Linked DNA regions of Homo sapiens: region 1 is linked to region 2. Evidence: chromatin contacts called from ENCODE Hi-C data. All regions are on one chromosome and are shown on one strand. The core of a region is the stretch at or near the end of the contact, and the rest is flanking DNA. Distances in the headings are between cores, read along the strand shown.

Region 1 (4,163 bases), core at 934-3,433, 310 kb before region 2:
GGTCGGGAGCCAGAGGGAGGTGAGGGGCACCAGGCTGGAGGGCTCACCTTGACCAGAATGGCAAAGAAGAGACCGGTGCTGAGTTCCTTCATGTGCTTGGACGCCATGCGGCCGTCGTTGCAGTGGTCTGCCTGCTTCTGCAGGGTATCGGGCGCCATGTCTAGTCGCTCCCTATAGCCTGGGAAGAGGGGGCGGGGTCGTGGGCGGTGTTGTATGGGGCATGAGGGTGGAGGGCGGGCAGTGGGGAATGGTGATGGCTGGGGGATGAGCTGCATGGTGCTCCACCCCAGACGACAGATTAGGACCCCAGCACCCAGCTCCCAGGGCAGCAGAAAGCAGCCCTCCGAGGTCAGCGCCCTCCTCTCGGCTGTGTCCAGGGCTGGCTGTAGACCCCCTGCAGCTTCCGCAGCACCGGCCCATAGAGAGAGTTCTCAGGTCGGGTTCCCCTACACTTGGGTCGCCCGACCTTTGGACCTCCACCATCACCGCTGAATGGTCTTGGGCCACCGAGCACCCACTGTGGGTGAAGTGTGTGTACAGGGGCATGATGAGCGCATAGTGCCCGAACTGTGCCAGGTCCTGCAGCAGCCCCGAGCAGAAGTAAAGTGCCATCTGTGGGGCGGGTCAGAGCCTGGCCAGCCCAGAGCTTTCCGACTATTCCCAGAGGTCCCATGCCACCCACAGCTTTGCCATCGGCAGCCTTGGTGTGCACAGACCTGGCGGGCTGCTGGCTGCTGAGCAAAGCCAGGGAGGACCAGGGCCAGGACCAGTGCCCCTTTCTGTACAAGGGAACCCAAGGGGAGGCCAGGAGGCAGGCAGAGCCCAGGGGTGCCCATACTTCTCTCCAGGAGACAAATCTGGCCTGCCTGGGCCTCCCAAATGCCCTCAAGGTGGCAGCACTGAGAATGGCCCAGACATGTGCCGTCGCTGCTGAGTCACTGCTGGGCACCACCAGGAGGGAACCGTCTCTGGTCTACCCCTCCCCAGCATGGGGCTGAGGCTGCTACTCTGGCCCAGGAAGGAGGAGGGGGAAGCCTGTGGCCATGTATGACCGGGGGCTGCAGGCGCTGTCTGCTGGAGACACAAGCAGAAGCTGAGGAGGCTGTGGTCTTTGTTCAAGGAGGCCAAGTCCATTGCTCCATCTGGCTAGAGTGGGAGGCAGGCAAGAAAGCCCAGGATGCCATTCCCTGCCCCGTGCAACACAGGCCTCAGGCTCCTGGCGCTTCCTCTCGGACCTAGGCACACCTTTGGTCGGAGCTGACCTCATCCCCTCTGGCATTGATCCCACGCAGCTGAAGCCACGCTTCACCCCAGCACCTCTGTGTCCCCTGGTACTCCACCCCACAGCAGCCAAGGGAGGCAGTTTCCGGCCTGCCAGCCTCGGCCCTTCTCGTCTCTGACACCTGACCCTCCCGGGGGCTGAGACACAGAGGGCTGAGTTCCAAAGGCCCTTGTGCTGGGCAGGAGGCAGGACTGGGGCAGGGGGAGATACCGAGAGTCTCTAGGGACCAGCGCATAGCCCGTCCCAGCTGGGGCCACAGCCCCTGAAGCTGTTTGTCCTGCAGTCTCCGAGCTTTCAGGGCTGGGTGTCAGGGCCAGTGCTACTGCCTGGGAGCGAGTGAACGGGTTCCTCGCAGAGGTCCAAGGTCACTCCTGTGTGTCTCTCTGGCTCCCTTGCTCCCTGGCTGCTGTACACACTCACCCTCCTGTGCCCTTGGCCAGACAGACAGCCAGCTCCCGTTACTCTGTGCACACGGGCCCTGGAATCCAGGGCGCAGCTGATGGTGACCTGCTCCGCTCCCTAACTCCACTTCCCTTCCAGCCCCTGCTGGGCCCTGGGTTAAGTCGGGGGCAAGTCTCTGGGGGAGGTGGGCACAGCCTCCACTCCCAGACATGTCTGGGCTTTGTTCTCAGTGGTGGCCCAGTTCCCCAGATGACCTGGGTGAGGTTGATGAAGGGCCCTGGCCCCTCTTGGCTGGTGGAGGTGGCTCAGGGTCGGGTGGGATGGGTGGGGACCATGGCTTTCCCACAGGCCCAGCCATCCCTGGGACAGCCCTGGGACAGCCCTGGTGTCCTGATGCAGATGCTCACTGGGGACTGTGTGCCCCCTCACACCTTTCTGTGCTCTCTGCTGCTGCTCTGTCCTGTCCCCACCCCAGTTCCCGGGGCTGAGGAACAGGAGCACCGCAGACCTGGTAACTCTCTGCCATCGGATTCCCGGGCAAGGGCGCCTCTGAGCTCCCTGGGAGGCGAGCCAGGAGAATGCAGCCTGTTCGGGCTCTGGCTAACTCCGGAGCGGCTCCGATCTCTGGAGCTCCAGCTTGGCTTGTACCTCCTTGGAGGTGATGGCGTCAGAGGCAGGGACATGGGAGGGGCCCCAGCAGGGCAGAGCCAGAGGCAGTTCTGGGACTCAGGGGCTGCTGCGCCTTCTCTGCCAGGCCTAGAGCCGCTGCAGTGTAGAACAGAGAGAGCCCAGTGGGCACGGCCCAGCCCCTCTCCGCTGTGGGTGCCACAGGTGCTTGGCTGGGCAGACACTTGTGACTGGGGGCAGGTCACGGTGACCAGGCCCAAGCAGGCCCTGATGGCTTCAAACCCAGCAGAGCTTGAAGTGTCAGAAAATAAATCCACTGAGGTCAGCTGAAGCCATCCAGTTCTTGTGAACAGATTGAATCTTCCGAGTGACCGAGCCCCTAAAATATAGCCTGTCCCTGGCCCTGGGCCGGGCCGGGACCCAGAGCCGACCCATCAGCAACCACTGCTCCCGCTGACCCGAGGGTCCTCTGGGGTCCTGGTCCCAGGATGCTCGGGCCCTGCACGGGGGAAGCTCAGCCTGGGACGCTGTGACAGGCATCCCAGAGCAAGCCCAGCTGTCCACCCCACAGGCTGCCACCTCCCTGCAGGCCCAGGCCTAGGCCCCCAGCCAAGTCCGCTTCTTTCCCACACTGGCCAGAGGCTGACAGCTGGTTCTGGACTCCACGTGGGGATGGAGGCTGCGGAGTGTTCCCTGGGACAGGAAGCCACATGGGACCCTGTCTCTCCTCCAGGACCCCAGCCTGACAGGAGGTCTCAGTAGCCCCTCAGCTCCAGGGCACTCTGTCCTTGAGCGAGTGTGAGCAGGAGACAGCGGCTCAAACTCAAGAGGCTCAGGGTGCCCCCTCCTAGGTGCTGCCTGGGGTCGGCCTCCTCTCCCACCCTCTGGCAGAGGAGGAGCAGCCCCCGTCCACCCAGCCATGTCCAGAGCAGGCAGGAACGGTGGGGGCCTGTGCTTGCACGTAGAGGTCACCGGTCTGGGGCCAGTGTGCTCCCGGGAGTGGGGGAGACTGGGGCTGGGCCCTCCTTACCTGCATGGGGACTGGGCTGGGCCCTCCTTATCTGCATGGGCCGGAAGCACATGTTGGTGAGCACCTCCTTCCAGGCCAGTGAGTACTTGTCATCTCCAAATGTTTGGGTCAGGCTTTTCTAGAAGCAAATCCCAGAAACCTGTGTGACATGTGGTCCAGCTCGGGGAGCTGGTGGTCATCCGCTGAGCACCTCATGCCCGGCTCTGGGGGGAGGAGTTGGCTGTGGGGCTCAGCCCTGCCTCATCTCATGTGTTCCGCCAAGTCCCTGTCTTGCCCAGCACCCCCATGGTCTCCCCTGCACCAGTTGGTCTACACCGCCTTCTCCTCTGACTGGTTAGCTCCTGTGCTGGCTCTCCCAGAGGGGGACCCTGGAGAGCAGGGAAGCACCCATCTATTAAATAATTCACGGCAGCAGCCCCAGAGCTCAGCAGCCCACCCAATCCAGAGAAGGCACCGAGGAAAGATCTCTGCTGAATGACAGGATGCCTGGAATGCTCAGGCAGCCCAGGCTGTAAGAGGGCACCATGCTCGCCCAGGCCATAGGAACCCAGGGGGGCCCGGCCCAGGTCCTAGTCCGAGGACTCCCTGGGGCATGTGGCAGTGGTGAGTGGACTGAGGACCCCACAGGGCCAGGAGTGCTGGGCTCCCTTCTCCCTGGGGATGGTGCCTTGTTGGAGGGAAGCCTCCCGACAGGGTCTCTGAGGGTAGACAGGAGAGTCTGAGGCAGCAGGAGGGAAGGAGTCAGGGTGGGGTGAGACCCTGGAGTCACCCTTTCAGGGCCTGTTGCTCCAGCTTTGCTGTACTTGAGCGTTGTTAGACTCA
Region 2 (4,461 bases), core at 841-3,340:
TCTGTTTTGTACTGTAGGTAGAACTCAAAGAGATAAGCCATTCAAGCCATCTGTTTTATCCACGCTCTTTCCCAGGAGTCCCACAGCGCTGCAAATTGGGTGTGAGTCATGGATGGGACTCTGGACCCCCACCTCTGCTTGAAACTACTGACGAGGGAAAACACCTGCCTCAAGCTAGACCAGTAAGATTTTCCACCATAGAAATTCTGTATTATGATCTAGACTTTAGTATGTAACTGCCATAGGACTGGCAGTGCCATTTTGGGGCCACGTGTGCTGTTGTGCAGGTAGAAGACTACTGTGCAGAGAGAAGCAGAATAACACAGCTCATGTGCAAAAAGGGGTAAAGAAAAGATACTGTGTGGTGGCTGGGCTAGTCACAGGGGTGAAAGAGAAGCTGTGGTTCCTTTGTTGCCTTGTTAGTTCTGATTTTCTCATGAGACTTCCTCCATTTCCTGCTCTGGTTTTTAAAAGAATCACCAGCTTCTTATATTAATCTCTACTTTTATTTAAATTAGTTCAAGTGGGATTACACTTCTTAGAATCAAATTATCGCTATGATATATACATGCAAAAATCCTTTTGCATTAGACTATAAGTTCCTTAAGTAACGAATCCATAACTTGTTTACCATTGTATTTCTCAGATAATATAGCATAGTGCTTTACACATAGTTGGATCAAAACCAGCCTGGTGAACTAAATGTAACTACAGAAGAGGAAAATGACTTTGAACTTGAATAATTAGAAGCAATTACATAGGCAAAGGAAGTCCGATACTTTTAAGGAGAGAGGTATAGGAGTTGGGAACAAATTGAGAAGGAAGCCACCTTAGCTAAACTTGATTTTTAGGGATAGTTTATGTGGAAGCTAACCATAACACTTTCGCACCCACAGCAGGTATTACCGTCACACTCCTGGTCAAAGCCTGGCAAAGATAAGGGAGGAAACCTAGGCAGTCATAGCACAGCATGTTCTGATTAAGAAAAAGTGACCTCAGTTCTTAAAGATCAGTAACGGATAACCAGAACAAAATGGCAAGGCGACCACCAACATACTCAACAGCTGCAGCCCTCACCCCTCATACAACAGACGTCATTTGAGAAATTCATCAGGAAAACCTACCATGTTTTATTTCTTAAAATAAATTTTCTCTTCTTCACAAAGATTTTAAAAGGCATATTTCCATAAATGACAATTTTTATATCCTTATATTAAGAAGGTAGAGAAAAAGCATGATGTTTCCATCTAAATATGATTATCTTCATTTTTTATTTTGAAAATTACATGATTAATATGTGACTTTTTAAATATTATTTCTTTAAATCCAGCAAATGTGCTTGAGGCTTCAAAGACCTGACTCCCTTTTTGTTGTATTTTACCTTCAAGAAAAGGGTTCCTGATGAAGTAATGGCTCAGCTATAAAAAAAATAAAAATTAAAAAATACCTATAAGGCCATGAAAGTAATAAGAGAAACTCATACTATGAAGATTTCCTGACTACACCCTTACAACTTGAAAACTAAGGAAGTAGTCCAATCAAGTACACACAATGGGATACGACAGAAAGGCAGATAAAAAACAAGGCTGGATTTCCTGGTTTGATGTGAAAGTCTTCCTCTTTTACTGCCAAACAGAGTGTGGCTGCACAATCAACAGGACCAGGTGGCACAACCGTTACTGGGCCTTTTGATTTGATGGTGAGAAACGGGCAAGCTTGTAAGAAGGACTATTTAGGGCTCAAGGGGTTGACATCACTTTTGGATAATTAGTTAGGCTTAAAAATGATGACATTGCAATCACACCACTTGAGAGGAAAAAAAGAAAGTACAACTGTTCCTAAGTAGCTATGAGATCATTTAAATCACACCAATCTTCATATAACTGAAAAAGTGGCACAGGGTAGTGTTTCTTATATATGAAACACTCTTACATATGACACACACATTTGATTTGGCTTATTTTGCTAGGCATAAGAAGCTAAGTATAGAATAAACCTGATAAAAGCAGCACATTGTAGCCATCCATTCAGTGCTGACTCTCCTACCCATAGGACATTCCCAGGAGGGTGCATCCTGTACAAGTTAGATGACCAACAAGCAAGTCATTAAACTAGACTAAAAGTAAATCAACAGGCTCTTTTCTAGATTGTATACCTTTATAGTCATTTCCTGTGAAGCATAAACCAGACATCATCTATAATAAACACTTAACATAGCTAAAACTTACTGCTTTTCTTTCAATATGAATACCAGTTCTAAGAAGAAAATAGGCATAGCATTTGGTCAAACAACTGGGTCCAGCAGTTTCTTCAGATGAAAATGAAGTGGCCATCCATGATGCTCCTGGACTATGTCATGTATATTTAAGTTAGATTGATCTCTGACAGCATCCACAAAAACATGATACCCTTTTCCTTCTTACAATAGGGTAGTTTTTAATGCCACAGGCAAAATCAATACCGAAAAAGAATGCCATTTAAATATACCTTCATGTTCATATTTTAAAGCAAAGGAGCCTGGGGTCTCCTGAATATGCCTAGACTTTGCATGGTTTAACACTAGCATCTGCAAGGAGAGGACTGGTTGTTTGATGCAATGAATTATCTGTGGTACACAAGTACAAATAGGACACATGACATAACTAAATAAGTAGAGGCTCGGAATGTTCATGTTTTACGCCAAAAAACAAAAACAAGAATGTGACTGCCTGGTAATTCAAGGAACATACAGGCAATCAGTTGAGGTGGCAGCTAAGAGTGACTTCTGAAGAATCAGGACCAAAATACACCAGAAACCGTGCTTCAATAAAGAAATAATAATTAAAATACACAAAAAGTTTACCTAAAGACCACCTAAACTGAGTTCTGCCTGTGACCTGTGGTTTTTCCTACCAGAGATCACCTACCCCAGGGCAAAATTGCAGTCCTCCTTCCAGTCCACAATGCGGCAGATGAACAGTGTGTTGGCATAATCTTTAGGCCGTGCCACAAAGTCCTGGGGACAGTCCTTGAGAGGCACATAAATTCTAGGCACTCGGTGGTCTGAGGGAGAAAACAGGGCGTATTTCCTAAACAGTTCGCTGTTCTTATCAGCCAAGAGTTTGAGGAAGCCGGTTGCTGCTCGAGAATGTTTTTTCTCCAAGATGTAAACCACCTAAAAACACCAAAGATATAGTCAATGTTGTTTATCTGCAGAACTGAATTACACTTGGGAGAGGTCAGCAGGTTATAATTTGATCAACTAGCAGGAACCAGCAGTTTTTCTAGGTCAAAATAAGTGCCTCTCAGTGATGATCTGTGACTTAGTAATCTATATTTAAGTTGTAAGAAGTACCTAGTAGGCATACATATCCAAGAAAAATTATGCAATACATGGATGAATTAAATCAAAGTGCTTTTATTACCATGACCTGTGTCTTATAAAGACATGTGGGACTCCAGCAGGGAAGTACAGCTCCAGGTATTTGTTTCACATTATATTTTTCTCACATGAACAATACTAGTATCTCACACAAACAACACGGTAGGTGCTTTTTGCAAAAGTAAAAGGGTTATCAGACATAAATTACTTCTCTTAATTATGTCTTGAATAGCTGAAAGGAGAAATATTTGATCTTCCTTCTTTCCAAGATTAAGCCCAAGCTCTAATTTGACTAGATGAAGATTGAGGCCACCACTCCACCACATACACATGTGATTTCCATCAAGAGAGAAGTATTCTCTGAGAAAGTGAGTCTTCTCCCTCACCACCCCCTCCTCAACACATTCTTCCTGAAGTGCTTCCTTTCCCTACCGTAGCCAGTCTGCAGGCTCATCCCTTCCTCAGAGCTTGCCGACATCCCACCAGACCCCTGAACAAAGATTCAGCCTGCAGTTGAGCTGGCTGCTGCTCTTCTCTATGTCCCTGACTCCATGTGGAATCTCAGCCTGTCTGCAGGAAACCTCCAAACCAATTGAGTGCACCACACCTCTCCCCCAGTCACTCCCAGCTACTACCCCACAGGAAAGCACCTTAGGGCACCCGTCTTCTCATGCAAGCTCAGTCCCAAAACATGCTCTACTTTCTTCCTCTTAACTCTTCCTTCTTCCCTGAAAAACAGCTATTTTAAACAAACTGCTGTGCCCTCTTTCAAGAAGGCTGTGGGACACCCCCCTTCGCCACTCCCTTGCATGTAACTGTCTCTCCTAAGGACTGCCTTCCCCAGCCCATTTAGGAAGAGGATGCTCCTTTTCCCACATACAGCCTCTGAAATGGGTGTCCATGTTTTCCCATGCTGCACTGCCACACCCAGACCTTTACTCTTCCAGCCTCATGCATGTATGTGCACCCTCTTCTGGTTCAGGTGGTCCCCATCTTATTATTATCATCTCCTGGCCTCCTGGTTACTCTGTGAAACCTGGCTTACAGTCTGGCCCTCCCACGTCCATCCAGGTGAGTAACTTAGTCAACATCCTGTCCTC

What was found. Hi-C counts contacts between places; a loop is a spot of excess contacts on that map. Pooled maps may share reads with other maps.
Region 1: a loop to region 2 is called in a map of PC-9, with 13 times the contacts of the local background. The contact joins two enhancer-like sites. A Hi-C loop is called at or near these places in 5 of 168 maps with a recorded cell type or tissue (IMR-90, K562, PC-9 and 2 more), 5 of 37 single-sample maps with no recorded cell type and 23 of 50 pooled maps.

Annotation. Positions count from the first base shown.
Region 1 is chr2:232,441,335-232,445,497 of GRCh38, reverse strand. It overlaps the pseudogene DIS3L2P1. Among named protein-coding and RNA genes, the nearest start is that of ALPI, 13 kb to the left of the region's middle. RefSeq lists an enhancer at 1,355-1,992. Within about 2 kb of position 2,183, at least 4 of the 41 ENCODE cell types and tissues checked have a DNase peak (open chromatin) inside an H3K27ac peak, as active enhancers do.
Region 2 is chr2:232,135,165-232,139,625 of GRCh38, reverse strand. It overlaps DIS3L2 (DIS3 like 3'-5' exoribonuclease 2), which reads right to left. Exons shown (of 21, transcript NM_152383.5): 8 at 2,907-3,154. Among named protein-coding and RNA genes, the nearest start is that of MIR562, 35 kb to the left of the region's middle. RefSeq lists a silencer at 1,493-1,787. Within about 2 kb of position 2,090, at least 2 of the 41 ENCODE cell types and tissues checked have a DNase peak (open chromatin) inside an H3K27ac peak, as active enhancers do.